Linked DNA regions of Homo sapiens: regions 2, 3, 4 and 5 are each linked to region 1. A link is a loop called in an ENCODE intact Hi-C map of the cell type or tissue named here. Cell type or tissue: HCT116. All regions are shown on one strand.

Region 1 (5,000 bases):
CTGGTCTGTGTCTCAGGTATGATTGGCTGAGGACCATGTATGAGTATAGGGGGATACTAAGCATTCAGGTGAGAAGGATTTTAAGTTTTTGCAGATGTAGTATAGGGTATGTAGCGTGCTATAGTGTAGATTTTGTTGTTGTTGTTTTTTGAGACAGCATCTTGCTCTGTCACCCAGGCTGGAGTGCAGTAGCACCATCTCGGCTCGCTGCAACCTCCGCCTCCCAGGTTCAAGCGATTCTCCTGCCTCAGCCTCCCGAGTAGCTGAGATTACAGGCACGTGCCACCCCGCCCAGCAATTTTTGTATTTTTAGTAGGGACGGGATTTTACCATGTTGGCCAGGCTGGTCTCGAACTCCTGACCTCAGGTGATCCACCCGCCTTGGCCTCCCAAAGTGCTGGGATTACAGGCGTGAGCCACTGCGCCCGGCCTATAGTCTACATTTTTATTAATTCAATAAATATTGAACCCCAACTGTATACCTGGCACAGTTCTAGTTCCCAGCAGTAAACGAAACGAAGTCTAGTTTATATATCTATGCAGAGAACCTCTCAGCATGCACCTCTGCGTCCTTAGGATGCTATTTCCCGATTCTATCCTAAGGAGCCCCACGCAGCCCCAGCTTTACGGCTGGGGTTGAGAAAGGCGCCAGGGAATTTACGAGGAAACGCTGCTGGGACCTAGCTAAGCCGGAGATTTTACCCCCATTACCCTGGTCTGTGTCTTCTCTCGCCTCCAGAGCCCTCCCTCCATGGAGTTCGGCCTGCTCAGCGAGGCAGAGGCCCGGAGCCCTGCCCTGTCGCTGTCAGACGCTGGCACTCCGCACCCCCAGCTCCCAGAGCACGGCTGCAAGGGCCAGGAGCACAGCGGTAAGCGCGCCCCCTTCCGGGGGTGCAGGACATAACAGCTTCATCCCCAGTGCGGGTGGGACCCCGGCTGGGCAGCCCCGGTGGGAGCCAGCGAGTGGCTTAGGAGGTCCCCGAGCCGGAGAATATGCGCTGGCTTGGGCGCTCTGTGACCTGCCCCCACCCTGGCCCCCAGACTCAGAAAAGGCCTCGGCTTCGCTGCCCGGCGGCTCCCCAGAGGACGGTTCGCTGAAAAAGAAGCAGCGGCGGCAGCGCACGCACTTCACCAGCCAGCAGCTACAGGAGCTAGAGGCGACCTTCCAGAGGAACCGCTACCCCGACATGAGCACGCGCGAGGAGATCGCCGTGTGGACCAACCTCACCGAGGCCCGCGTGCGGGTATGCTCTCCAGACCCGCGACTCGCACCCGCGCGGGCCCTCCGCGCTCAGCCTGCGACCCGGAGGCCAGCGGTTCCACCCCACCTGCCCCCTCCCTCGGACCCCGGACCCCGGACCCTGGCTCCCGGCCGCAGCCCCACGCGGTCTCTTGCCCGCCAACCTCCAGCCTCTGCTCCCACTGCTCCCTACTACTCGGACCGCGCGCTTCTTCGGCCCTGACACCGTCTCTCCTTCCCCTCACCACCCCTCCTCAACCCCATCCTACTGTCCCGCCAGACCCTGGCGCCGATGACTCGGTCCAGCCGCCCGCGCCTTCTGTTCTCCGACCCCGGACTCCGTGCGCTCCTTCCCTCCCACCCCGTCTCTAGCCACCTCATCTCGTTTATTGACCGCAGGGCCCCGGCTGGAAGCCCCGTCGGGGTGGCCCGCCCTTCAGCCGCTGGGACCCGGCCCCGGGCCCTGACCGCCTTTCTCCCGTGCCCGCAGGTGTGGTTCAAGAACCGGCGCGCCAAATGGCGGAAGCGCGAGCGCAGCCAGCAGGCCGAGCTATGCAAAGGCAGCTTCGCGGCGCCGCTCGGGGGGCTGGTGCCGCCCTACGAGGAGGTGTACCCCGGCTACTCGTACGGCAACTGGCCGCCCAAGGCTCTTGCCCCGCCGCTCGCCGCCAAGACCTTTCCATTCGCCTTCAACTCGGTCAACGTGGGGCCTCTGGCTTCGCAGCCCGTCTTCTCGCCACCCAGCTCCATCGCCGCCTCCATGGTGCCCTCCGCCGCGGCTGCCCCGGGCACCGTGCCAGGGCCTGGGGCCCTGCAGGGCCTGGGCGGGGGCCCCCCCGGGCTGGCTCCGGCCGCCGTGTCCTCCGGGGCCGTGTCCTGCCCTTATGCCTCGGCCGCCGCCGCCGCCGCGGCTGCCGCCTCTTCCCCCTACGTCTATCGGGACCCGTGTAACTCGAGCCTGGCCAGCCTGCGGCTCAAAGCCAAACAGCACGCCTCCTTCAGCTACCCCGCTGTGCACGGGCCGCCCCCGGCAGCCAACCTTAGTCCGTGCCAGTACGCCGTGGAAAGGCCCGTATGAGCGGCCCCGCCCGTAGATCATCCCCGAGGGCGGGGGCAACGATTCACAGCCTCCGCGGACTGGGGTCATTTTGACTGGCTTGCTCCCGCCCCAGGGTCTGAAAGGGGTGTTTGGGCAGCTGGGGGGCACCGGCTCAGGAGAGGGCCTTCCCCTCCCAGCCCTGAGGGGTGGACTAGGCCCTACACACAGACCGCGCCCCTGGGACTAAAGCCAGGAACAGGGACCAGCTCCCCGGGGGCCAACTCACCCTTGGCCCATCCCGCCTTCTCCAGGCTTCCCCTCCCTCGTTTTCAAAGATAAATGAAATAAACGTGCGCGGACTGTCGAAGGCGTGATGATTCAAAGTTGCGCTTGAGTCCTCTTCCCTTCATCCTCCCCCACTGTCTACAGGCGAGCTGGATGTACAGGAACGAAGTGAGGGTCCAGGCTTCTAGGGACTCAGTCCCACTCACCACCCCCCCTACTCCAGGTCGGGGCAGCCCGGGATTCCTGCAGCAAAGAGGTGCGTGCGTGCGGGGGACGTGGGAAACCGGCTACCTGGCTGGCATCGGCCACAGCCGGTGCTGCGGCGCCACCTCGTGGTCTCAGGGAGGCTAGCTGGTAGATCTGGTCTCCAACGCTTCCTTGTAGGTGTCAGCTCTGCTATTCAGGGAGCCTATGACTTTAGATAAAGTTACTCCGCCTTTCTGCACCTGTTTCTCACTGTTCCTATGAGGGGCTTGGGTCTCTAACAGCAATAAAATTCTGGTCTGTAACAGACATTTGTTAAGTGCCTACCAGGCCTAGGATTCTTTCAGTGTCTGTGTGTGTGCCTCTCACCCTTCCACACACCCTCAGGCGTCCCACCTGCAGATCATCCCCTTGGTAGCAGCCTCCTGCCATCACAGCAGCCCTCTTTCCCCCCAAATCCCCCAACTCTCAAAATTTTGTTGAAATCTTTAATTTAAAAAAACAGAGCAAGAAGAAGAAAGATTTCTGGATAGAAATTAAATAATCAGCTCTTAGGACCCTCCTCCGCCCCACTCCCATCCCAGGGCCTGCTTGGCCTTCACATTAAAAACAGAAACATTAAAGTAACAGACCACACCCCCATCCCAAGGTCACCCTTCTTGTCTGTCAAAAATTCCAGCCACCTTGGGGCACACATCCTCTGGGGAAACCATGCAGGTAAGGCAACCTAATCATTCTCCCAAAACTAAGCCCAGCCTCTTGGTGCCCTGGAGAAGAGAGAGCCTGGAGCTTCATTGTTCTCTCCAAACCTTCACTGGCTCTTGGTCTTGGCTTTGACCTTGGGCCTGATGTAGGTCTGGCAGAAGAAGTGGGCAAAGAGGATGAAATAGGTCATATACAAGATGAAGGACCAGAATAAGTGTTCCATCGTGGTGTGGCATCCCTGATCCTGCCTCCAGATGTACGTGAGGATGCTGACGATGGCTCCTACAAACATCTGCAAGATCTGCAGGCTGGTGATGAGCATGGGCAGCATCTTGGGGGGCTTCACGTTGGCAGCCTTCAGAGTGTAGTAGGTGTACATGATGGCATGAACACCAAAGTTCATGGTGACGAACCAGCCTCCTGCAGGCACTTTGTTCTTGTATCCAAAGCTTGTGTACACGAGCACTGTGCTGTGGTGGTACCAGTGAATAAAGATGAGTGGCCGCTTACGCAGGATGATGAAGGCTGTGTCTCCTGGGAGATGGAGAGTCATAGTTGGCATACCACCCAGTGCTGGGACCACCCTCTGCACTGGATGTAGGGACACGGGAGAAATTCTCAGGGGAGGGAAGGGGGTCTTTGTGGCAGAGAATCTGTAGAGGGGCTTGGGTGAGAGGTATTATTGGGACCCAAGGGTAGGAAAGAGACCCTCCATGGGATGGGTGAAGGGAGGGCCCTGAGGAAGGATGCAGTTCACAAGGCACCAGAAAGACAAAGCTTTGCCACTCACCGAGTTCTATGACCTTGCTGAGAAGAAAGACCCAGGACCAGAATTTGACTGTGGAATTATCGATGAAGTTGATGAAGCACACGGTTTGCTTTAGGCCCCCGGTAAGTAGCACAGTCCCCATAATGCCCCACATCCTCACTGCCCCCAGGATACTGAAATGGGACAAAGGAAGATGGTGTAAGTGTCATCCCCAGGCACCAATAATCCACCCTTCCCCCGGCTTGGCCAGGTTACTGTGTTCCAAGCTCTACCACCTCCCCACCTGTCCACAGGGGGTGGGTCAAAGCTCCTGAGATCCTGAAGCCAATCTGGTAGATCCAATCAGTAGTCTAGAGGAGACGAGGGCTGGAGAAAGATCAGGGAATGCAGGGGGATGGGACTGAAAGTTGAGTTAAGGAATGGGGTTCTTGGGAGGGGTTAGGAGCCTGGGAGGAGATGTGTAGAGGGATAGGGGAAGACTGAAGGAGTTTGGGGGAGAAAATATGGGGAAGTTATTGGAGGGTCTTGAGAGAGGGTGTTAGGAGGTGACACTATTAGAGGCTGGAGAAATTAGTTGCGAGTACAGACTCTACGAAGGCAAGAGGGACAAAGCAGAGACCACCAGGTAGGGGTCTAAAAGAGAAGGAAAACAGGATAATATAACAGAAGAGGGTGAAGGCTGGGAGGGGAACTAAAGCCGAGAATGAGATGGGGAGAGTGTTACAAGGCAACTTGGGGACAGGATGGAGGTTGATGCA
Region 2 (5,000 bases), 350 kb before region 1:
TAGAATGGTGGTTGTCAGAGGCTGGGGGAGAAGCGAGTGGGGAGTTATTGCTTAGTGGGTACAGAGTTTAAGTTGGGGAAGATGAAAAACTTCTAGAGATGGATGGTGGTAATGTCTGCAAAACAATGTGAATGTACTTAATAATGTCACAGAACTGTACACTTAGAAATTGTTAAAATGATAAATTTTATGTTACATATATTTAATCACAATTTCTTTTTTTTTGAGACGGAGTCTCGCTCTGTCGCCCAGGCTAGAGTGCGGTGGCGTGATCTCGGCTCACTGCAAGCTCCGCCTCCCGAGTTCTGGCCATTCTCCTGCCTCAGCCTCCCGAGTAGCTGGGACTACAGGCACCCGCCACCATGCCCGGCTAATTTTTAGTATTTTTAGTAGAGACAGGGTTTCACCGTGTTAGCCAGGATGGTCTCGATCTCCTGACCTCATGATCCACCCGCCTCGGCCTCCCAAAGTGCTGGGATTACAGGCGTAAGCCACCGTGCCCAGGCTTAATCACATTTTAAAAGAAAAAACCCAGAGAATGAGAGAAAATATTTGCAAATCATATATCTAATAAGTATCCAGCATATATTAAGTATTTTGTATCCAGAATATATAAAGAGTTCTTACAACTCAATAATAAAAGATAAATAATTCAATTTAAAAATGAGCAAAGGATCTGAATATATTTCTCCAAAGAAGACATACAAATAGCTGGCCGGGCATGGTGGCTCACACCTGTAATCCCAGCACTTTGGGAGGCCAAGGCGGGCAGATCACCTGAGGTCAGAAGTTCAAGACCAGCCTGGCCAACATGGTGAAACCCCGTCTCTACTAAAAATACAAATATTAGCCAGGTGTGGTGGCATGAGCCTGTAATCCCAGCTACTAGGGAGGTTGAGACAGGAGAATTGTTTGAACCCGGAAGGCAGAGGTTGCAGTGAGCCAGGATCGTGCCATTGCCTTCCAGCCTGGGCAACAGAGTGAGACTCTGTCAAAAAAAAAAAAAAAAGATATACAAATAGCTAATAAGCACATAAAAAGATCCTCAATGCCATTAACCATCAGAGGAATGCAAATCAAAACCACAATGAGGCCAGTGCAGTGGCCTCCCAAAGTGTTGGGAGGCCAAGGTGAGAGGATCGCTTGAGGCCAGGAGTTTGAGACCAGCCAGGGCAACCATGGCAAAACCCCATCTCTATAAAAAACAAACAAACAAACAAAAAATTAGCTGGGTGTGGTGGCCCAAGCCTGTAGTCCCAGGTACTCGGGAGGTTGAAGTGGGAGGATTGTTTGAGCCCGGGATGTGGAGGCTGCAGTGAGCTTTGGTCGCACCATAGTATTCCAGCCTGGATGACAGAGTGAGACCCTGTCTCAAAAAACAAAAGAAAAGAAAACAGAAAACCCACAATGAGACACCACCACTTCATATCCACTAGAATGTTTAAAACAAAAAAGATGGCAATTACAAGTATTATCTGGCAATAAAAAGGAACAAAATACTAATATATACTATAACATGAACCTTAAAGACATTATGCTAAGTGAAAAAAGCCAGTCATAATAGACCTTATATGATTCCATCCATATGGAATGTCCAGAATAGGCAAATCTATGGAAACAGATAGTAGATTAGTGGTTGTCTAGGGCTGTGATGGTTGGAGGGAATAGGGAGTGACCAATATGAGGTTCTTTTTTTATGGTGATGGTTTCACAACTGTGGATTACATGGTATGTGAATCGTATGTCAATAAATCTGTTATTAAAAAAGAAAATATAGCAGGCAAAAGGAAGGAATCTTGAGGCACAGGCAAAGTAGGGGAAGCAAGGCCAAGCCTTTAAATTCCTTGTTCCCACCACCCCAGGCACAGCAGCCTGGCCTGGGAGAAACCTGACCCATAATGCTGAGACATCACAGCACTGTGTATGTCTACATGACCTGAACAATCACCTACTAACATGTTCTTTTCTACAAATGAGAAAAGGATGCTTGAGATTGCCCACAGTCTCACAGTACGTCAGTGATGATGGGCATGGCCCAACACTTTCCAAACTTTGGGCTCATCCACAACACCCATCAGCATGTTTGCCATATCTGTGCACCATCTGTACCATTACTTACCTGTATTTTTCCCCCTAAAATTGACTTGCCTTTTTTTTTTAACCTAAACAAACTTACTCTGAAAAGGCAACTTCATATCACTATACTAAATAAGGAAAATTAATGGCAAATTAGCGTTGCTTACCTCAAGTGGTAACTTCAGGATAATATAACAAAATGTTATTAATTTCTAACTGATATTGTTGCCTACCTAAAATTGTTTAAAAAATGAAATAAACAAGGGTCAAAGAGCTGTTCAAGGTTTAAAGAGTCATATAGAGCTGAGACAAAATCACCAAGACTGAGAGAGAACAAACTGGGCCGGGCATGGTGGCTCATGCCTGTAATCCTAGCATTTTGGGAGGCCCAGTGAGAGGATCTCTTGAGCCCAGGAGTTCAAAACCAGCCTGGGCAACATAGTAAGACCCCATCTTAAATTAAAAAAAAGACAAAGAGAACCAAAGAGAGAAAAGTGGCTTCACTATTCATGCTACCAGTTACCACTCTTGTGCAGTTACCAGCTGAAATCGCCTGCTGGTTTTGGCAAACCCTGGCTTAGTGGTGAACTTCGGAGTTGGGAAGGCCCTGTTTCTATTTGCCTCCATCCCTAACTGGATGTGACCCTGGGCAACTTGCCCAAACACAGTATCTAAGCCTGTTAACAGGAAATAGCGTGCCTACTCAATATGCTTTCTACTGCAGTATGTTATTACTCGTGTACTGGAATACAGTACAGATACTCTCACCCAAGTCACCAGAAAACAGGACTGGCCACAGAGCTTGTCGCTACCAGCAAGTGCCCAGTAGGTGGCACCATTGCTCCTGGTTTAAGAAACAGATGGGCCAGTTCCCTGGAGCTCTGCATCCCTATCTGATGTCTAGTCTGTAGAAACATACCCCAAACCGAACATCACACACCAGGGCCTGTTGTGGGGTGGGGAGAGGGGGGAGGGATAGCATTAGGAGATATACCTAATGTTAAATGACGAGTTAATCGGTGCAGCACACCAACATGGCACATGTATACATATGCAACAAACCTGCACGTTGTGCACATGTACCCTAAAACTTAAAGTACAATTAAAAAAAAAGAAAAAAGAAAAAGAAACATACCCCAAACCGGGTGGGGATTTATTTAGGCTGGAAACAGGGAAAAGGCTGGAAAGATTTGGAGCCATGACCTTTGACCTTTTATTAACCAGAATTAACATGATTTTAAAATACTGTGCAAACCCAAACTGTTTGAACCAGAATGACCAAAAAGCACTTTGTGCAGGCTTAATAACTTGGGAAGAGGCTTAATTTAGGCAGCTGGGAAAGGGAGACTCTAAGGCAAGAAAAGGGAGTCGGGCCCAGGTGTTGCTCTAGGATCAACACGTTCCACCCTGAGCATGTGTGATCAGGCTTTGGCCAAAGGTACTCCTGAGTTAAAGTGGGGAGCAGAAAGTGCAACTTCCATCAGAAATGCTTGGAGAGCAGGACACTAACAGAAACTTCTAGTGAGGGGCAGGGTCTTCCGCAGCTCTGCCTGATGAAGGAACTAGACTTATGAGCTCTTCTGTGGACAAGAAATGGTCTTTCTTAACAATGAAAGAGCCCTGGTCACAGTTTTCAAGCATGGGACAAAGCCACAATGAGTTCATTCTTGAGTCCGGTCTGGTCTTTATGCCCTGGATGCTCAGACCCATTCTGTTGGAGCCACTGTGGGGTCTCAGCACTCAGGCCCCTGCGCCCACCCTGGGAAGCTCTTGGCCCCTTCAGAGGGGCTTTCAAATGCTAATAATGTCTCAGTTAGAGGCCCAGCTGTTCAGTCCAGCGGTTACAGGAGCTGGCTTCCTCTCTCTTGCTCCCCAAGGTATCCTCATTGAAAAGTCAGGGTGAAAATCCCAGAGACCTCCACTTAAACCACACAGCAGAGGCTCCCCCGCACCCAGTGTCTGAAAGAACGTCGCCATTCCAGGTAAGGGCTGGGTAGACACTTTCTATTCCCTTCCCTCCTTGGAGCTTTGCCCCCAGGTACCAGGAGAAACCTCCCTCAGCTACCCGACTTTTATGTTGTTTGGCAAATTCACTGGAAGGGAAATACCACTCCAGGATAGCAAAAGGAGTCTCTCCCCTCCCCGCCAAAAATGCTAGTTACAGTTCTACACCTTGCTCACTTGGGAGAAAGATTTCATTCCTCCACGTCTCATTCCCCATTAACAAACAACTCCTGGGCAAGAACTCTGAAAACGTGGGGGGTGCTGAACAGGCGCACAGAATCCTACTGGCTCCTCCAATTGGCCATCACCCCACCCCCACCTCCCTGACATCCAGCTTCAGTTATGGTGGTTTGAAGTTGGACTGTCCCGGATATAATAAGTTAGCAAAATCTAGGGAGAGGGGTTGCAGAAGAAAACAGCTATTGTTTGTAAAATAGTGCTGCCTTTGAAACATAGAAGCAAATACATTCCTTGAGTTCTTACAAATACATTCTTCAAGAGTTCTTAATTCATCCTAACTCTAGACAGTGCCAGCCTGCCTCCCTTCTGTGCAAAAGTACAGGCCCCGTGATGTTCTACATAATAGCCTGGAAACTAACACCCCAACCCAGGGTCAGAATTAACATGCTTGGTCTGTGGAGCGGGGACTAATGTTCCCTTTGGGAGCCCAGGAGCGTGAAGCTTGGCGCTGTGAAAGCCAAATGCCCCTTTTCTCCAGGTGCTCTTCTGCGTGCTCTGAGATTATTCCGTGCTTTCCAGGGACAGAGAACAAGGGCAGGAAACGCAGCTGGACTGTGCCAGGTGTCACAGGAGTGGCTAGTCTGCAAGAGGTGTTTTTGAGAGAGCAGGAAAATGGGAGGTGACCCAAAGCAGGCTGGGAGACTCAGGTCTGTCAACTTGGAGGTCAAATATTTGACAAT
Region 3 (5,000 bases), 170 kb before region 1:
ACCTTCCAGGGAGGCCCCTTTACCTGTGCTGGGCAGCTTGTCTCGGGTTTCTGGACCCCTCAGCAGCCTCACTCCCTCCTCTAGGCCCATGTCAGACAGGGCCTCCAGTAGACCTGCCAGGTCCCCGCCAGCCAGCTGAGAAGACAGAGGAATGAGGTCTGAGTCATGGTTAGGGCATGTGCTCGGGAGCCCTGGGGCCAAGGAGGCACCTGGACTCAGATCGGGAAAGGAGGCTGGGGAGGGGGCAGGGCACAGGCCAACCCACCTCGTAGCTGCGCAGGAGGCTGCCACTGGGTGAGGTTGTCTGTCGGTACGTGTCTACCAGGCTGCGCAGCCCCAGACGCTCTGCCAGCTCTGCCCAGCTGCCCTGGGCTTCTGGCCCGTCTAGCAGCTGCTCCAGGTTCTGCAGAGCTGTATCACCAAGTGACAGTCCCGGCCCTTAGGGGGACACACATACAGACATGTCATTTACCTCCAGAGTTGGGTGGGGACATGGACACCTGAACACTGCCTTTCTCCCAAGGTAAGCGACAGACAGGACCATGAGGGGTGATGGACGGGGCTGAGGGTAGAGAAAGGGAGGCCTCCTTCAGAGGTCCTGAAGGAGAAGAGACCTCTGTGAGGAGTCAGAGGAGTCGGGCTGGGGATGCCTGATGCTTCTCACCTGCTGGGCTGGGCGGGGTCAGGGGTGGCTCCATGGTGTTCTGAGCAGCATTTAGCAGCAAGGTCTTCACCTGGGGAGACAGCCGCAGTTCTGACTACCTCCCACCTCGTCCTTAAGCCTGTGTCTTTAAGTCCAGATACTCTGGACCCCGTCACTCAGAGCACTTCTAGTCCCGGGCTGGCCTCACCTTGGTGCTGCAAGTGAGGTCAAGAGGCGTGTGGCCCCGGAAGCTGCTTCGGGTGTCCTTCTCAGGCCCTTCAGAGTCCGAGTCGCTATCAGAGGTAGGGGGTGAAGGCAGTGGGCACAGGGGCTCCTCGTTTTCAGCATGGATGTCAGCACCTGGGAGAGGGAGGCCGTCATGGGGCGGTATGGTGGGGGCCTACATTAAGGACTGCAAAGTCGGGGGACTGGGAGGCACCTCTCTCCCTTCCCCCCACCCTGTTCAAGTGCCCCTGAGGGTGAGACTGACCAGCCTTCAGAAGGAGGCGGGTGAGGGTCGGGTACCCCAGTCCAGCTGCCAGGTGCAGGGGTGTGTTTCCCGCAAAGGTGCGAGCGTTCACGTTGGCCCGGAGCTGGGGGTGCGAGCAGCGAGAGTTGACACCACAGCATGGTCCCCTTGGCCAGCCCCCCCCTTCACCATCTTTGGCCCCTCCACCACCCTTGGCCCCACTCCTTCCACAATCCTCAGTCCCACCTTGGTGACCAGATGGGTGACCAACCCCAGCTCCTCCATCTCTGTGGCTAGATGCAAGGCTGTTCGTCCCCCCTGCCGCTCTGTGGCCTCCACTTCAGCCCCACTGTCCACCAGCAGATCCAGGCACTCAGGGCTTCGGGCTCGGACTGCCAGGTGTACTGGATACAGTCCTAAGGATGCAGGATGCTCAACCTGCAGCTGTGACCCTTAAGGCAGCCCCTGGACCAGCCCTGACCATTCAATCTCGACACCTCATAGTCCATTCTGGGCACTGGCCAGATACCCTCCCTGGTCCCCGCCTGCCCCCTTAGTCAGGTGAGATGGGGAGCTCACCCTCAAAGTCAGGCATATGCAACAGCTGGGGCACAGCAGGAGCTCCACTCTGAAGCAGTGCACGCAGCAGCTCAGGAGCACCAGCGCCTGCCCGCAGCGCCAGATGCATGGCTGAGTCTCCATGCCGATCCAGCAGAGCTGGGTCTGCACCTACCCGCAGCAGAAAGCTCACCACACTCGTCTGCCCCGTGATCACCGCCAGGTGCAGGGGCGTCTGGGGATGAAAGCAGGGTGAGCCAGGCCCGAGACCCACTTGCCTTCCAACCCCTCCCACCTCCCCAGTAGGCGCCCCCGCACCTGGTGCAGGTGGTTGGTGAGGTTGACAACGCCGAGGTCCTGGGCGTGGTGGATGACATAGACTATCTGCTCAATGACACTGGTCTGCCCGTGGATGATGGCTAGGTGCAGTGGTCTGGGGGTTGGGGAGCGAGAGTCTGGCCCAGCCACTCAGAGCATCCTTCGCTTTCAAGGCCCCACCGCCCTCATAGTCTCCCTCGCTGGGGCCCATGGAACCCAGCACGTGGCCCAGGGCATCGCTGTGCCTGCACTTAACGTTTCGCAGCACCTTTTGAGGTAGGTAAGTGCTATGACTGTACCCCTTGCACGGTCGACCAAACTGAAGTTTGGAGAGACCAAGCAGCTTGAACAGAGCTTGTGAACACCGAGGCCGGACTTGAAGCCTGGCGTGTCCGAAAACTGCAGAGCCCGCCTCCGTGCCGGTCCCTTTCCTGCCCCCACCCCGCGCCTCGTCCGCCAGGCCCTCTGTTGCCTACGTGTCTCCGTTCTCGTCCTGCGCCGTCAGCAGGTGGCGCTGTCCCGCCAGCAGCGCGCGCGCGTCCGCGGTGACGCCGTAGTCGAGTAGGGCTCGGGCGCTGCGCTGCGCCAGGCCGAACAGGCGCGCGTTGTACTCTCGAGCTACGGGCCACAGAGGGCGTGGGTCAGGGCTAGGTCCTCAGCCCCGGCGCCCCGACCGCCCGTGCCCCGGAGTCCATACCTCGCTGCAGCATCTCCGGGGCCTGCGGCTCGCACTGGGGGGTCCTGGAGGGGGCGCTTGGCTCCGCGGCTTCCTCCCCGGAGTCCCTGCTGGGCACCGTGGCGGCCATCTGCGCCCCGCCCCCGCCTCCCGGGTAGCAGCCCATGGGGCCCGCGCCGGACTGGTAGGGGCTGTAGGCCAGGGAGGAGGGGAAGAAACCGAGGCTGCCACCTGTGGATACAGGCAGGGCTGTGGGAAGCGGGCACCAGCCATGACTCTCCCAGATTTTTTTTTTTTTTTTTTGAGACGGAGTTTCGCTCTTATTGCCCAGCCTGGAGTGCAGTGGTGTGATCTCAGCTTACTGCAACCTCTTGTCTCCCAGGGTTCAAGCGATTCTCCTGCCTCAGCCTCCCGAGTAGCTGGGATTACAGGCGCCTGCCACCATGCCCAGCTAATGTTTGTATTTTTAGTAGAGACGAGGTTTCACGCTGTTGGCCAAGCTGGTCTTGAACTCCTGATCTCAGGTAATCTGCCTGCCTTGGCCTCCCAAAGGGCTGGATTACAGGCGTGAGCCACCACGCCCGGCCTCCCCCAGATTTTTTTCCTCCACAGCTTCTCTTACCTTTACCCCTCCCTCCATCAGTACCCCCTCACCTCCTCCAGCTCCTCCGTAGCCCCCGGCTGCACCCCCAGAGCCTCCACCCATGTGGGAGCCACCCCCGAAGGGCTGGGAGAAGGTGGGCAAGGCCTTCCTCCGCTTCCGCTGCACCTCTTCCTTGTCTGGGGGCAGAGGAAAATGAGATTGAGCCCAGTTATTGTGTCATGCCTCAGGGGCCCTTCCCAGAAGAGCCCTCAGGGCCGGCTCCTAGGAAGCACCTCCTGGGACCCTCGCACTTCTGACTTGGCTCATGCATCCCCACATCTAGCTCTTGGGACCTTCTTCTAGCCCAGCCTGGCCCCCCGCCAGCACCCTGAGGTCCTCAGCCCAGCTCCACCTTCCACCAGAGGGTAATAGGTGAACTGTTTGGAATCAGACACGTCCCCTCCTCGCTTGCGTTTCAGTTGCAGAAACACTGTTACAGGCCGCTCAATCTTCATCTTGTGATAGGGGGGTGTCCGGAACACAATGGCATACTGGGGGGTGCAGGGAGACACAGGGTGTCAGTGAGTCCTTAGCCTAATTTAGCCCCCAGCCCGGGCCCGGGCCCTAGCCCTGGGTACCTGTTTATGCACATCTGTGGGAGAGAAGTCCCCAAAGGCCTGCCATCCATTCTCATCATCCTCATAGAACCGAACCTCAATGTCATCTACAAGGAAAACGGAAGCTTGGCCACAGCTCCCGGTGGAATCTCTGGGGCCATTTACCCTAGAGCTTCCCTGGCCCCAGTCTTATACTCGATGTCCTTGGTGCCCAAAGTGGGCTCCAGTCTCACCTTTCTGCACCTTGTCACAAAGCAGATAAACTTCATCTCCACCCCGCACAGAGCCTGCTGTCTTGTCCATTCGAGAAATCTTCAGGTTTGATGCCCCCGGAGATTCTATGGAGTGGGATATGGATTAGTTGAGATGATGCAATAGCCAAGGCCACATTTAAGAAGCTGGGGGCTTTGTATTCCTTATCTCAGCAACCCCTGGAGCTGCAGGAAACACCCAATATACACATTTACTAAAGACAGAAGCTTCGGGGGGGAAATGACTTGCTCAGGATCACTCAGCTCATATGTGGCAGGGCCAGGTTCTGAAACCTGGGTCTGTTTGACTGCACAGCTTGAGGTCACCCCTCATGCCACCTCTGCCACCAGGCCTGGCACCCCAGGCAATCAGGATACTCACTGCTGTCATGGATGGGCTGGGAGATGACTGGCTTCAGGGGCAGGGAGAAGGAGCCATCACTGGCTCTAAGGAAGGCAGAGAAGCGCAGCCGCACTATACTCAGATCCATCACCTTCTTCAGTTCTTTGGCCTCTTGCTCCAGCTCCCGCTGCTCGGCCTCTGGGCAGTAGGTACATGTGTGACCCCTGGGCTTCTCCCTCCCTGCTCCTTCCATGAGCACCTCCCATGACCCACCCACCCCCTGCACCCATACCCGACCCACCCCCTGCACCCATACCCGTAAGGCCCTGGGGCCTAGAGCGGAGCCGCTGCCTCTGAAGTTTTTGTATCATAGTCCCCATCATGTTCTTCTTAGTCACATGCAGGACACCCAGGTTGTTAAATCTGAGAAGAGAGAATCGGAGGCCTTTGGCCATGCAGTTCTTTCTTCCTGAGGCACCTTTCCCATTGCCAGGGCTCAGCTCAGCCTTACTTCCTCAAGGAAGCCATTGGAGTTTCTACTT
Region 4 (5,000 bases), 120 kb before region 1:
CCACTACTTAGCTCCAGTTTGTTGAGGAGACATGGAGATATCTGCGAAAGACAGGCAAACGCACGATTTAACAGTGAAATAAACTCAGACACATACCAACAGGGAACAGGGCAGGAATGGGGATGGATGACAGGGGAGAGGAGAAGGTCAGGTGCATGCATCACACAGCTAAGGGTCATCTCCATAGGTAGACCCTCTTAGGGCTGCAAGCGGAATCCTCATCAGAGGCCCGTGAAGTCCAGGGCTTCAGTTCAAGATAGAAAGAAGCCATTCTTTTGACCACTATTCTTCTCCTAGCAGTTTAAGAACCCTTTGGTTCTTAACTTGACTAATCTCTTCAATACAGACTAGCACAAGCAAGAGCCCAGTCTAATTCAGCATTGAGGTAGGATTTGGGACATAGCCTCTCTAGGCCTTCTACCTGCGGATAAGGCTAAGTCTTGAGGGGATGGCAGGACTTTCATCTTTGTCAACAGACATTTTTAGCCAAGACTGATGGGTACCATGCAGTTTCCATGAAGAACTGGCTCACCAGCTTACATGGTGGTTCAAAGATAGGCCAGAGCAGAAAAGCTGAGGAAGGGATATATCTGGAAGAGAATACATTTCTCACGAAAGGAGTGAGAGCTACTTCTAGATTCCAAGCAGACCTGTTTAGGCAAAAGCATATCTTTGCTAAGCAAGGTTACCCCAAGGCACTGAAGTTGGGAGATTAAGGTTTGGATGAGGGACAGCAGATCAGCTCTCAGATCATACCTTCTTCATGTTGGTCCCCACATAGTTCTTGGGTTCTTCTTTAAACTGAGGTAACCTATAAGATAGAAAATCCATCAACTGTCATTAGGGATAATGACAAATGTCTCCCTCCATGCCAGCCACAAACCAAAGGTGCTCTGAGCCAGAGCATGCCCTGTGTCTTAGAAAAGGCTACAAAAGAGAAGCAGACTAATTTCATCCTTTTCAGAGCTTCATCAAAGAGCCACAGGAATCGGGGGATGTGTGACATGGACAAAAGGAGGTAGTTGTGAGAGCAAGGTAAGTGCCCTTGGAGTGTGGAGGCTCTTTTTATCCTGAGACTGATTCCTTCCTGCTTATATTTACTTGGCAAATACTGCTGCCAAGAGATGGGGGGAGGGCAGTCTATCAAAACCCTAGGAGAGTGGGCAAAAGAGAAGAATTAACAGGCAGGTTGAAGTTTTGAAACCAGTAAATTTGAGCCTGAGGAGCAAAAAATTCTTTGCAGCAGGATCCAAGGGCAGTCTAGTCTGTAGATAATAAGGATTATTATCTATAGATTTGAGAGCAAAAAGAAATCCCAGAGGAAGGTTTAAAGCCATTGCCTCAGCTCTTCTGTGAGTCTGTTGAAAGGAGGTGCAGGAAACAGGCCTAGTATGAAAAGGCCTCCTAGGCCCTAGGCTAAGGGCCTTACCAAAGGGTAACCAACCATCTTGGTTTGCCTGGGACTGAGGGGGGTTTGCCAGGATGCAGAACTTTTAGTGCTGAAATCAGGACAGTCCCAGGCAATTCACAATTGCTAGTCACCCTAATTTTGGCCCTCTCCCACAGAAATCATGATCCCTTGAGTTTGGCTTCCTCTCTGGGTTCCCTTTCCCAGCTGCTACCTGCACAGAAACAGACACAAATTTGGGAAGCAGAATGAGGTCTGCTGGCCTATATTAAATAACCCTCTGCCTCCCCGTGAGGCCAAATCAGCTCCCTCCTCCTTCTCCCTTGCTCAGTAACCCTGGGCCCAGAGAACTACCCCCCATCCATAATCCCAGTGGCCTCTGATGCGGCTGTGGGGTTGGCCAGGTCCCTGACGTGGCTGTGTGGAAGCAGGCAGACTCAAGAGGCCTGGGCAGCCGGGCTGAAGCAAACAGCAGCAGGTTTACCTTGTGAAGAGCAGCTGCACCATGTCTACGAGAGTGTGCTCTGCGGATTTTCTCAATAACTCTGCACAGGCAAAAACAAATAACACAGGTGTCATTACTTGCTGTGCTATTATCAAGAGGGTTCTCAGAGCAGACTCCCCTCCAAACCTTGTTTACCAAGGATTATGCCAAACTTATTAAAACCAGCTCCAGCTCAGCCTGGCAGCCAGAACTTCACTGGCCCACTAGGTGGCACTACTGAGTCAGGGAAAAAAGGGGAGGTATAGATGTGTTCTAGGGGGTTGCAGGTTGGTGTCAATCCCAGAAACCCCAAGAGAGGGTGATTTGGTGCCTGGGCTAAGTCAATCTGGGATCCATCCCAACTCCTGCCCTGGCATAATGGGCTGAGGTCTCTATTCTAGCTTCACAATAGCCAAGTACAGACATTTCTTCTAGACCCCTATGATCGCATGAGATAGATGATGGAGAAGTCCTGAATTTTCCATCTCTCTGGGAAGACAGCCTCCTGTATTCATACTCAGACACTGGCCCCAGGAATGGTGAAGGGGCTAATATCCAAGCACCTACCACTGAGCCTCATTTCAAAGCAGATCCGGAAGCAAGACTGCATAATCTCACACACAGATTCATTGGTTAGGTGGGCACCCACTGGGGTTAGCAGCAGAGTCCGTAGAACCTATCAGGAAGAAAAAGGAATTACTGTGATAAACAAGGTACTGAGAGGTACTCAAGGGTAAGAGAGAGGGGTTAGCAAGAATGCTGACCTCACCTCAGCTTGGTAGAGAGGTCTCCAAGAAGCTTGTCCTTGGAATTGTTTCTTCACTTTTTATGACCCTGACATATTTCAGAACTGATTCTAGCCCTAGCCCATGAGCCCAAGAGATGGACGGCACAAATACAGTCGGCCAGAGGTACAAGTGTATTTAAGGCTTCTGGTATTTGACATCACTTCATATAAAGCTTTTACTGATTTTCCTTAGAAAAAGCTTTTACTTTGGGTACCCCAGCTGCTTGTCTGGAAACAAAGTAGCTCCCCTAAGCCCCAGTGGAGTCAAAACACAGTTTCATGCTGTGGGCAGAGTAAGTAGAGTCTGCGGCACCAGCCCCTGGCCATTAGCCTAATTGCTATTTCCCTCTCGCTTACCTGAAGGATTTTCATCAGGACAACTTCATCACTGGCAGGATCCGTGCCCACAAAACGAGCATGGGTGACAGCATCTGCCATGTTCTCCATGCCCTCTGCTGTGCCCTCATGGGTGGGATCTGCTCCAGCGAAAAAGGAAAGATTAAGTGATGTGGAGAGGAGAGAGATAAAAGGTAAGGCAGCCTGTCTAGCTTTGAGAGACAGTTTTTCCTCTTCAGTTCCCTAACCCGTGGCTCCTTGAGCTACCTGAGAATTTTTGCCCACAACTGATTTTTTTTTTTTTTTTTTGAGACAGAGTCTCACTTTGTGGCCCAGGCTGGAGTGCAATGACGTGATCTCAGCTTACTGCAACCTCCGCCTCTTGGGTTCAAGCGATTTTCCTGCCTTAGCCTCCCGAGTAGCTGGCATTACAGGCGCCCACCACCATGCCCAGCTAATTTTTTTTGTACTTTTAGTAGAGATGGGGTTTTGCCATGTTGGCTAGGCTGGTCTTGAACTCCTGACCTCAGGTGATCCACCTGCCTCGGCCTCCCAAAGTGCTGGGATTACAGATGTGAGCCACTGCACCCGGCCCCATAACTGGTTTTAATGAGCTCCTCAACACAAAATCCACTGGGTAAAACTGTGGTTCTCAATTGCTGGACCCATACCACAAAGTTTTGATTTTGTATGCCCAGAGTGGGGCCTGAGAATTTGTGTTTCTAACAAGACCCCAGTTGAAGTTAAACACCACCGAGCAGGGGACCATACTCTGGGAATCACTAGTATAAATCTACTAATTTCATAGACGAGGGGCCTGGAAACAAGAGTTTTTGACTCAGAACAAGAACCAGGTAGGGCCAAAGCTTGTGGCCTTTTCTCCTTTCATCTTTCAACACAGCTTCTCTCTCTGGTTGCTTTTGGAGTTTTGTGTTCAGGCGCAACTGAATTAGGGGAGCAGGAGGAGGAAATGAACACTCACTGCCGCCAATACTCATATCTGAGTGCCACATTACAGCAGATTGAAGACTTTTTTTTTTTTTTTGGAGATGGAGTTTCGCTCTTGTTGGCAGGCTGGAGTGCTATGGTGAGATCCTGGCTCACTGCAACCTCCGTCTCCTAGGTTCAAGCGATTCTCCTGCCTGAGGCTTCCCGAGTAGCTGGGATTACAGGCATGCGCCGCCACGCCTGGCTAATTTTGTATTTTTAGTAGAGACAGGGTTTCTCCATGTTGGTCAGGCTGGTCTCGAACTCCCGACCTCAGGTATCTGCCAGCCTCGGCCTCCCAAAGTGCTGGGATTACAGGTGTGAGCTACCATGCCTGGCCCAAAGACCTCTTCTTTAGTTTCATTCTTATTTAAAATAATATGACGACGAGCAAGAATCCTGTTTCCAGCTTAACAGGCATTAGGAGAGAAAAAAGATAAACTAAACAGGACTGGAGGCTGACTAGCTGGGGGGTAGGCAGGAGGGAGAATTTCAGCTGTACAGAATAAGAGGGGAGAAGCTAGAGGTCAGACAACCGGCACCACGCTGGAAATGAACACAAATGCTATTAAGCAGGGAACTCAGCTCCCATTCATGTATTAAATAGCCACGAGAAATAGCCAAATAAGTTGTCACCATCAAGGGTCTTGCCTAGCTCCTGCCCTAGGTCTGCTCTGAAGGATCCTTTCCAGAGCTGTTTAGTTCTAAAGGGGGAGCCTAAGTAGGGGGAAAGGGCAGGCATATGAAAAAGCTTTGTGAGTGACAGAGAAAGTTGCTCCAGAGGTGGCATGGTGTAATGCAGGAACACCCCCTAATTTTAGTCACAGGAATTATAAGATTGTTGTTATTTTTTCTCTCTCTTTCTTTTGAATTGAGACAGAGTCTCACTCTGTCATCCAGGCCAGATGGAGTCCAGTGGCATGATCTCGGATCACTGCAACCTCTGCCTCCTGGGTTCAAGCAATTCTCCTGCCTCAGCCTCCTGAGTAGCTGGGATT
Region 5 (5,000 bases), 190 kb before region 1:
TCCCCTTCTATCTGGGCCCCAGAGCCAGAAAAGCCCCTTTGTGCAGAGGGTGGGTGGCCTGTTCTGGGTGGGGGAAGGGCTGTGCTTGGTCCTGAGGCTGAGCCTTGAGGGGCTGGACAATGGGGCCCCTTGTGATTGGACTTGGGGGCCAAGGGGCTCCCTCAGTGATGGGATTCCTGAGCCAGGAGGCATGTGACCCCAAGACCTTGTCAGAAGGTCTGGGACTGCTGCTGGGGAATGGGGTAGGGGGGTGGGGAGAGGTAGGGGGGTGGGGAGAGGTGGGGGGGCGCCTCCTCTAGAGGCTGTCTCCAGACACAGTGCCCTGTCCTGTCTCAGGCTGAAGGAGGTGAGATGGGCGGAGGAGGGGGCATGGTTCTACTTGGGGGAACAGAGAGGGCAGCATCAACAGATGGTTCCATAGCAGGCCAGGAGGGAGGAGCCACTGCCCCCAGGCCCAGTGGGTGGGGGCAGGCAGAAGAAGGCCTGGCCATCCTGTCTGTGTCCCTTCAGAAGAGAGAGCATGGAGCTGGAGAGGATCGTCAGTGCAGCCCTCCTTGCCTTTGTCCAGACACACCTCCCGGAGGCCGACCTCAGGTAGAGACGGGTCCCCCGGAAGGCTCATGTCAGTGCTGGAGCTGGAGCTGCCGGGCAGTACTATGGGTACTGGCTGATGGAAAGACAGCAGGAGGGCTGACTAGGATTTGCTGAGAGGCCTTACCTCTCATCCTGTCCCTGTCACCTTTGTTGGGCAGATGGGAAACCATAGCTCTGAGGGAGGGGGTTATACTCTCTGGCCTTAAAGATAAAGGTCTAGCTCATAGACCCCATGAAGCTGAGGGCTGGAGTCTCAGGATAGGTGGGGGTGCTGGAGGCATCCAGTGTCCTACCCAGGGCTTGTCCTGTTCCCTTCCTGCAGTGGCTTGGATGAGGTCATCTTCTCCTATGTGCTTGGGGTCCTGGAGGACCTGGGCCCCTCGGGCCCATCAGAGGAGAACTTCGATATGGAGGCTTTCACTGAGATGATGGAGGCCTATGTGCCTGGCTTCGCCCACATCCCCAGGTAGGTTCTGGCTAGGGCCAGGAGGAGGAAGGGGCTGGCTGATTATGGGGTGGGCAGAGTCATCCTCTCACTGCCCTCATCTTTTCAGGGGCACAATAGGGGACATGATGCAGAAGCTCTCAGGGCAGCTGAGCGATGCCAGGAACAAAGGTGAGTCTGGGGCTCTGGGCACCTGAGTGATTCATAATCCCGCTCCCCCAACTGCCTGCTCCCCAGAGCCTTGGCAAACCTGATGCTCTCTTTGCCTCTTTAAGAGAACCTGCAACCGCAGAGCTCTGGTGTCCAAGGTCAGGTGCCCATCTCCCCAGAGCCCCTGCAGCGGCCCGAAATGCTCAAAGAAGAGACTAGGTCTTCGGCTGCTGCTGCTGCAGACACCCAAGATGAGGTACTGGTAGAGGAGGGTACCGATGAGGGACCCAGGGGGCTGGAAAGGGGGGAGTATTGCCTCTTGTTAACGTTTGTACCCTTAGGCAACTGGCGCTGAGGAGGAGCTTCTGCCAGGGGTGGATGTACTCCTGGAGGTGTTCCCTACCTGTTCGGTGGAGCAGGCCCAGTGGGTGCTGGCCAAAGCTCGGGGGGACTTGGAAGAAGCTGTGCAGATGCTGGTAGAGGGAAAGGAAGAGGGGCCTGCAGCCTGGGAGGGCCCCAACCAGGTATCTTTTCCCAGCACCCTCTACCATGTAGCCTCAGCTACATTCCACCTTGGTGTTAAGCCCCAACCCCTACCTATCCCCATCTGTTTCCCCTGCTGGTGCCCTTGGGCCTAGACCAGGCCTCCCCTCTCTGCAGGACCTGCCCAGACGCCTCAGAGGCCCCCAAAAGGATGAGCTGAAGTCCTTCATCCTGCAGAAGTGAGTCTGGGCTGGGCTGGGCTGGGCCCTAGAGGGTCTTCCCAGGGTGACAGGAGCTTCACCCAGCCAGTTTTTGACAGGTACATGATGGTGGATAGCGCAGAGGATCAGAAGATTCACCGGCCCATGGCTCCCAAGGAGGTGAGAGAGTTAAGGGTTGCTGGGGATGCGGAATGGGTGGGACTGGCTCCTGGCTTCTGCCACTCACTGCTGATTGCCTGACAGGCCCCCAAGAAGCTGATCCGATACATCGACAACCAGGTAGTGAGCACCAAAGGGGAGCGATTCAAAGATGTGCGGAACCCTGAGGCCGAGGAGATGAAGGCCACATACATCAACCTCAAGCCAGCCAGAAAGTACCGCTTCCATTGAGGCACTCGCCGGACTCTGCCCGAGCCTTCTAGGCTCAGATCCCAGAGGGATGCAGGAGCCCTATACCCCTACACAGGGGCCCCCTAACTCCTGTCCCCCTTCTCTACTCCTTTGCTCCATAGTGTTAACCTACTCTCGGAGCTGCCTCCATGGGCACAGTAAAGGTGGCCCAAGGAAGGTGTGAGTGCATTCTGGTCATTTCTGCCTCAGGACTGGGATACTATGCCTGTCTGACCTTTCCTCCCCAACCTCGAATCCCCTATCTTCAACAGGGCAGCACCAGGCAAGAGGGGGTAAAAAGCTCTTTATTTGAAGCTCCAGGGTGGGGCAGGGCACTGGCCTCTCACCAGAGGTCCTCACAGTTCAGTTTCCCTACAGCTCAGTGTCAGGCCCCAGCCACACAGTCCAGCTGTGCTCCGATTGGCAGGCGGGTCAGACCTGCAGGTTGACAAAAGGTGCGAAGCCCGCCATATCCTGCAGCAGCACCAGGGCCTGGTGCAGCGGCGGCTCCACGTCGATGTCCACGCCGCGCTTCCGCAAGCGGCTCAGGCTGGACTCCGCCACATGGTGGCAGTGCCGCACCCGCAGCGAACGCAGCACGGGGCAGTACTCGGCCAATGTCCTGAGGGAGGAGCAGGGTGAGGCTAGGGACATGAGGCCACCACACCTTTGGTGGGGTAAGGTGGAGGCCCGGGCTCACTCAGCCTCGGACTGGCTCCGGCAAAATCCCGGTCTCCCTCCAGCTCGGGGCAGGGGCATACTTTTTCCGTCCCTACACAAGGGAGGCGCCTGGATTGGCTTCCAGTGAGCTGGAGACTTCCTGTCTCATTTAAGGGGGGAACCTGGCCCTCAGCTCCGCCTAGGATTGCAAGATCTCCCCCTTGTTGAAGAAAAGCCAGAAGTCGACTTTCTATGTGAAATCTCCCAATGTGTAAACATTGGTTGAAAAAAGTTTTTAAACTATGGGCTCTCTGGCCTAGGCAATCCTAGAGGCCCTTTCTGTTCAGAATGGGGGTGCTGTGGTTTGCAGGAAGATTCAGAACCCTCAGTCCGGCCTTTTAACAACTACAGCCCGCCCCATACCAGCAGAGGCTAAGTGACTGCCCTCCTCCCGCCCTATCAGGCCCAGGCACCTGACACCGTCGCTTCCGACGCGGAGGCAGCCGGTGAGGTCAAGGTGGTGGAGTTCTGGGCAGTTCCGAGCCAACTCTTGAACCGCGGCGTCCCCCACGTTGGCGTTGACGGCCAGAGAGAGGCTGCGGAGACCAGCGCCGCGCCTCTGCGCCAGGTACACGATGGCCTCGTCCTTGAGCTGGCGGCAGGCGGTGAGATCCAGCTCCTCCAGGGCCGGGCAGCGATCAGCGAGGCCGCGCAGCGCCAGCCCGTCCACCCAGTCACAGTGCGCGAGCGACAGGCGCTGCAGGCGTGGGCAGCCCTCGGCCAAAGCCCCAAGCGCCCGGCGACTCAGTTGCCCGCAGCCGCCCAACGCCACACTCCGCAGCTGCGGATTCCGCGCCAGCACCGGCACCAGGTCCTCGTCTGACAGCCATTCGTGACACGGCGCCAGTGCCAGCTCCTGCAGCCCCTCGGCATCCCGCAGCAGCCGGGCCAATGCGGCCCGCGGGATCTGCGGACCCACCTGCGGGCGGGGAGGCACCCCAACTCTCAGCCCGTCCCGCACTCCTCAGCCGCCTATGCACCCCTGACCTGAGTTCTTTTCTGGCAGCCTCCTGCTCTCCCAGGAGAGACCCCACTTTCCCTCTGAGTCGCTACCGAGTATTTGCCCTTTGGTGCGTGGATCCCTTCCGGGCAGCCCCGGCGGCCCAAGGGGGTCCAGAAGGGCATACTGCGGGGCTGGGGGCTGGGCTAGAGGCGGGGCGGTACCCAGGCAGGGGCGGGGCTTCAGCCCCCGGCTCACCTGCGCGGCATCGAAGCGACGCAGCCCGGCCAGGTGAAGCTGCACCAGCGACCGGAAGGCCCGGCTAACGCGCTGCAGCCGGAGCAGCTGGCGCAGCGGGACCCGGTTCAGGACGTGTGGGAGCAGCACGTCTTCCCAGGGCAGGTCCAGGAACCTGCGAGTAAAGGGGCGTTGGCACTGGCGTCCCGGGGCCACTATTACCTGCGAGTCCGCCTCCGTTATGTTCCTGCGCCCCAGCTCCCAAGAGCGGCCCCCAGACCCAGCCCCGGCTCGGCTCCCCTCCCTCAGGTTCCTCTTCCCTCTCGGCCCCTCCGGTGCTCGGTACCTGACGGCTCCGGGCTCTTGCTCCCCTCCGGACGGCTCCATCGGTGGCTCCATCGGCTGTCTATTGCGCGTGCGCAGTAAGATTTTCTCGCTTTGGCCTTGGAGTGGCCGCACCAAACCCGCCTCCTTGGCCTGTAGAGACAGACCTATTTAATCGAGTGCCGTCTCACCGAGGATCCGATCTGAAAGCTTTTCGGGTGGACCCCGAAACGGAGGCGGAACAGACCGGTGGTGTAACATTAGGCCTCGCCTTCTCGGCTACAGGGCTTGAGGCCTGAAGCTGGAGAATGCGGTGGGCATCAGAGACTGGCTTCTGTCGTCCTCTTGAGCCAGTAGCCGCCTCTGAGCGAAGTGGTGGTGGGAGGAGCAGGCAAGGCCAAACGCGGAGGGGGCGGAGCCAGGACTCTTAGGTTACCGGCCTCTCCTCTGCCCTCTGGTCGCGTTTAGCGACTTTGAAAAACGGGGAGAAACTATC

The links. Hi-C counts contacts between places; a loop is a spot of excess contacts. Peaks named below come from ENCODE experiments on the same cell type or tissue, not always from the same donor. Only the 100,000 strongest peaks of a DNase experiment are listed, where the experiment ranks them.
Region 2: a loop joins it to region 1, with 9 times the contacts of the local background. A loop is called at or near these places in 33 of 110 quality-filtered maps.
Region 3: a loop joins it to region 1, with 9 times the contacts of the local background. A loop is called at or near these places in 55 of 110 quality-filtered maps.
Region 4: a loop joins it to region 1, with 6 times the contacts of the local background. A loop is called at or near these places in 107 of 110 quality-filtered maps.
Region 5: it touches region 1 in a loop (10-fold over the local background); 9 of 110 quality-filtered maps call a loop at or near these places.

Annotation. Positions count from the first base shown.
Region 1 is chr10:102,227,832-102,232,831 of GRCh38, reverse strand. It overlaps ELOVL3 (ELOVL fatty acid elongase 3), which reads right to left. Exons shown (of 4, transcript NM_152310.3): 3 at 4,264-4,415; 4 at 3,243-4,007. The coding sequence ends at 3,580. PITX3 (paired like homeodomain 3) reads left to right here. Exons shown (of 4, transcript NM_005029.4): 2 at 740-869; 3 at 1,042-1,244; 4 at 1,731-2,643. The coding sequence starts at 752. The coding sequence ends at 2,318. It also overlaps a transcript of GBF1 not described here. Among named protein-coding and RNA genes, the nearest start is that of ELOVL3, 4.0 kb to the right of the region's middle. RefSeq lists silencers at 2,080-2,179, 2,190-2,449, 2,806-2,974. In HCT116, CTCF peaks have their summits at 890 (motif pointing left), 1,762 and 2,897 (motif pointing left); DNase peaks (open chromatin) are centred at 851, 1,741, 2,261 and 2,871; H3K4me3 peaks cover 2,625 bases; H3K27ac peaks cover 1,873 bases.
Region 2 is chr10:102,581,898-102,586,897 of GRCh38, reverse strand. All of the region lies in intron 3 of SUFU (SUFU negative regulator of hedgehog signaling), which reads right to left. Among named protein-coding and RNA genes, the nearest start is that of TRIM8-DT, 59 kb to the left of the region's middle. In HCT116, a CTCF peak has its summit at 2,888 (motif pointing right); a DNase peak (open chromatin) is centred at 2,907.
Region 3 is chr10:102,397,183-102,402,182 of GRCh38, reverse strand. NFKB2 (nuclear factor kappa B subunit 2) reads right to left here. Exons shown (of 23, transcript NM_001322934.2): 7 at 4,775-4,881; 8 at 4,498-4,656; 9 at 4,098-4,202; 10 at 3,886-3,971; 11 at 3,660-3,798; 12 at 3,319-3,444; 13 at 2,686-2,895; 14 at 2,465-2,606; 15 at 1,989-2,103; 16 at 1,692-1,905; 17 at 1,359-1,528; 18 at 1,134-1,236; 19 at 852-1,003; 20 at 665-734; 2 more. Among named protein-coding and RNA genes, the nearest start is that of NFKB2, 4.0 kb to the right of the region's middle. RefSeq lists enhancers at 612-1,308, 4,117-4,411 and a silencer at 2,583-2,902. In HCT116, a CTCF peak has its summit at 2,497 (motif pointing right); a DNase peak (open chromatin) is centred at 2,532; H3K4me3 peaks cover 1,988 bases; H3K27ac peaks cover 3,826 bases.
Region 4 is chr10:102,349,411-102,354,410 of GRCh38, reverse strand. GBF1 (golgi brefeldin A resistant guanine nucleotide exchange factor 1) reads right to left here. Exons shown (of 40, transcript NM_001377137.1): 5 at 3,037-3,155; 6 at 2,460-2,568; 7 at 1,893-1,953; 8 at 757-811. It overlaps LOC107984263 (a long non-coding RNA gene), which reads left to right and starts at 3,095. Exons shown (of 2, transcript XR_001747574.3): 1 at 3,095-3,209. In HCT116, a CTCF peak has its summit at 2,110 (motif pointing right); a DNase peak (open chromatin) is centred at 2,110.
Region 5 is chr10:102,420,709-102,425,708 of GRCh38, reverse strand. It overlaps FBXL15 (F-box and leucine rich repeat protein 15), which reads right to left and starts at 4,873. Exons shown (of 4, transcript NM_024326.4): 1 at 4,527-4,873; 2 at 4,202-4,355; 3 at 3,417-3,922; 4 at 2,573-2,905. The coding sequence starts at 4,579. The coding sequence ends at 2,716. It overlaps CUEDC2 (CUE domain containing 2), which reads left to right. Exons shown (of 9, transcript NM_024040.3): 2 at 511-594; 3 at 917-1,060; 4 at 1,149-1,210; 5 at 1,315-1,445; 6 at 1,531-1,713; 7 at 1,850-1,911; 8 at 1,992-2,052; 9 at 2,137-2,460. The coding sequence starts at 521. The coding sequence ends at 2,283. RefSeq lists enhancers at 2,566-2,625, 2,716-2,765, 2,956-3,015, 3,246-3,575, 4,486-4,955 and a silencer at 4,076-4,245. In HCT116, a CTCF peak has its summit at 2,844 (motif pointing right); DNase peaks (open chromatin) are centred at 2,858, 3,397, 4,278 and 4,618; H3K4me3 peaks cover 2,654 bases; H3K27ac peaks cover 2,801 bases.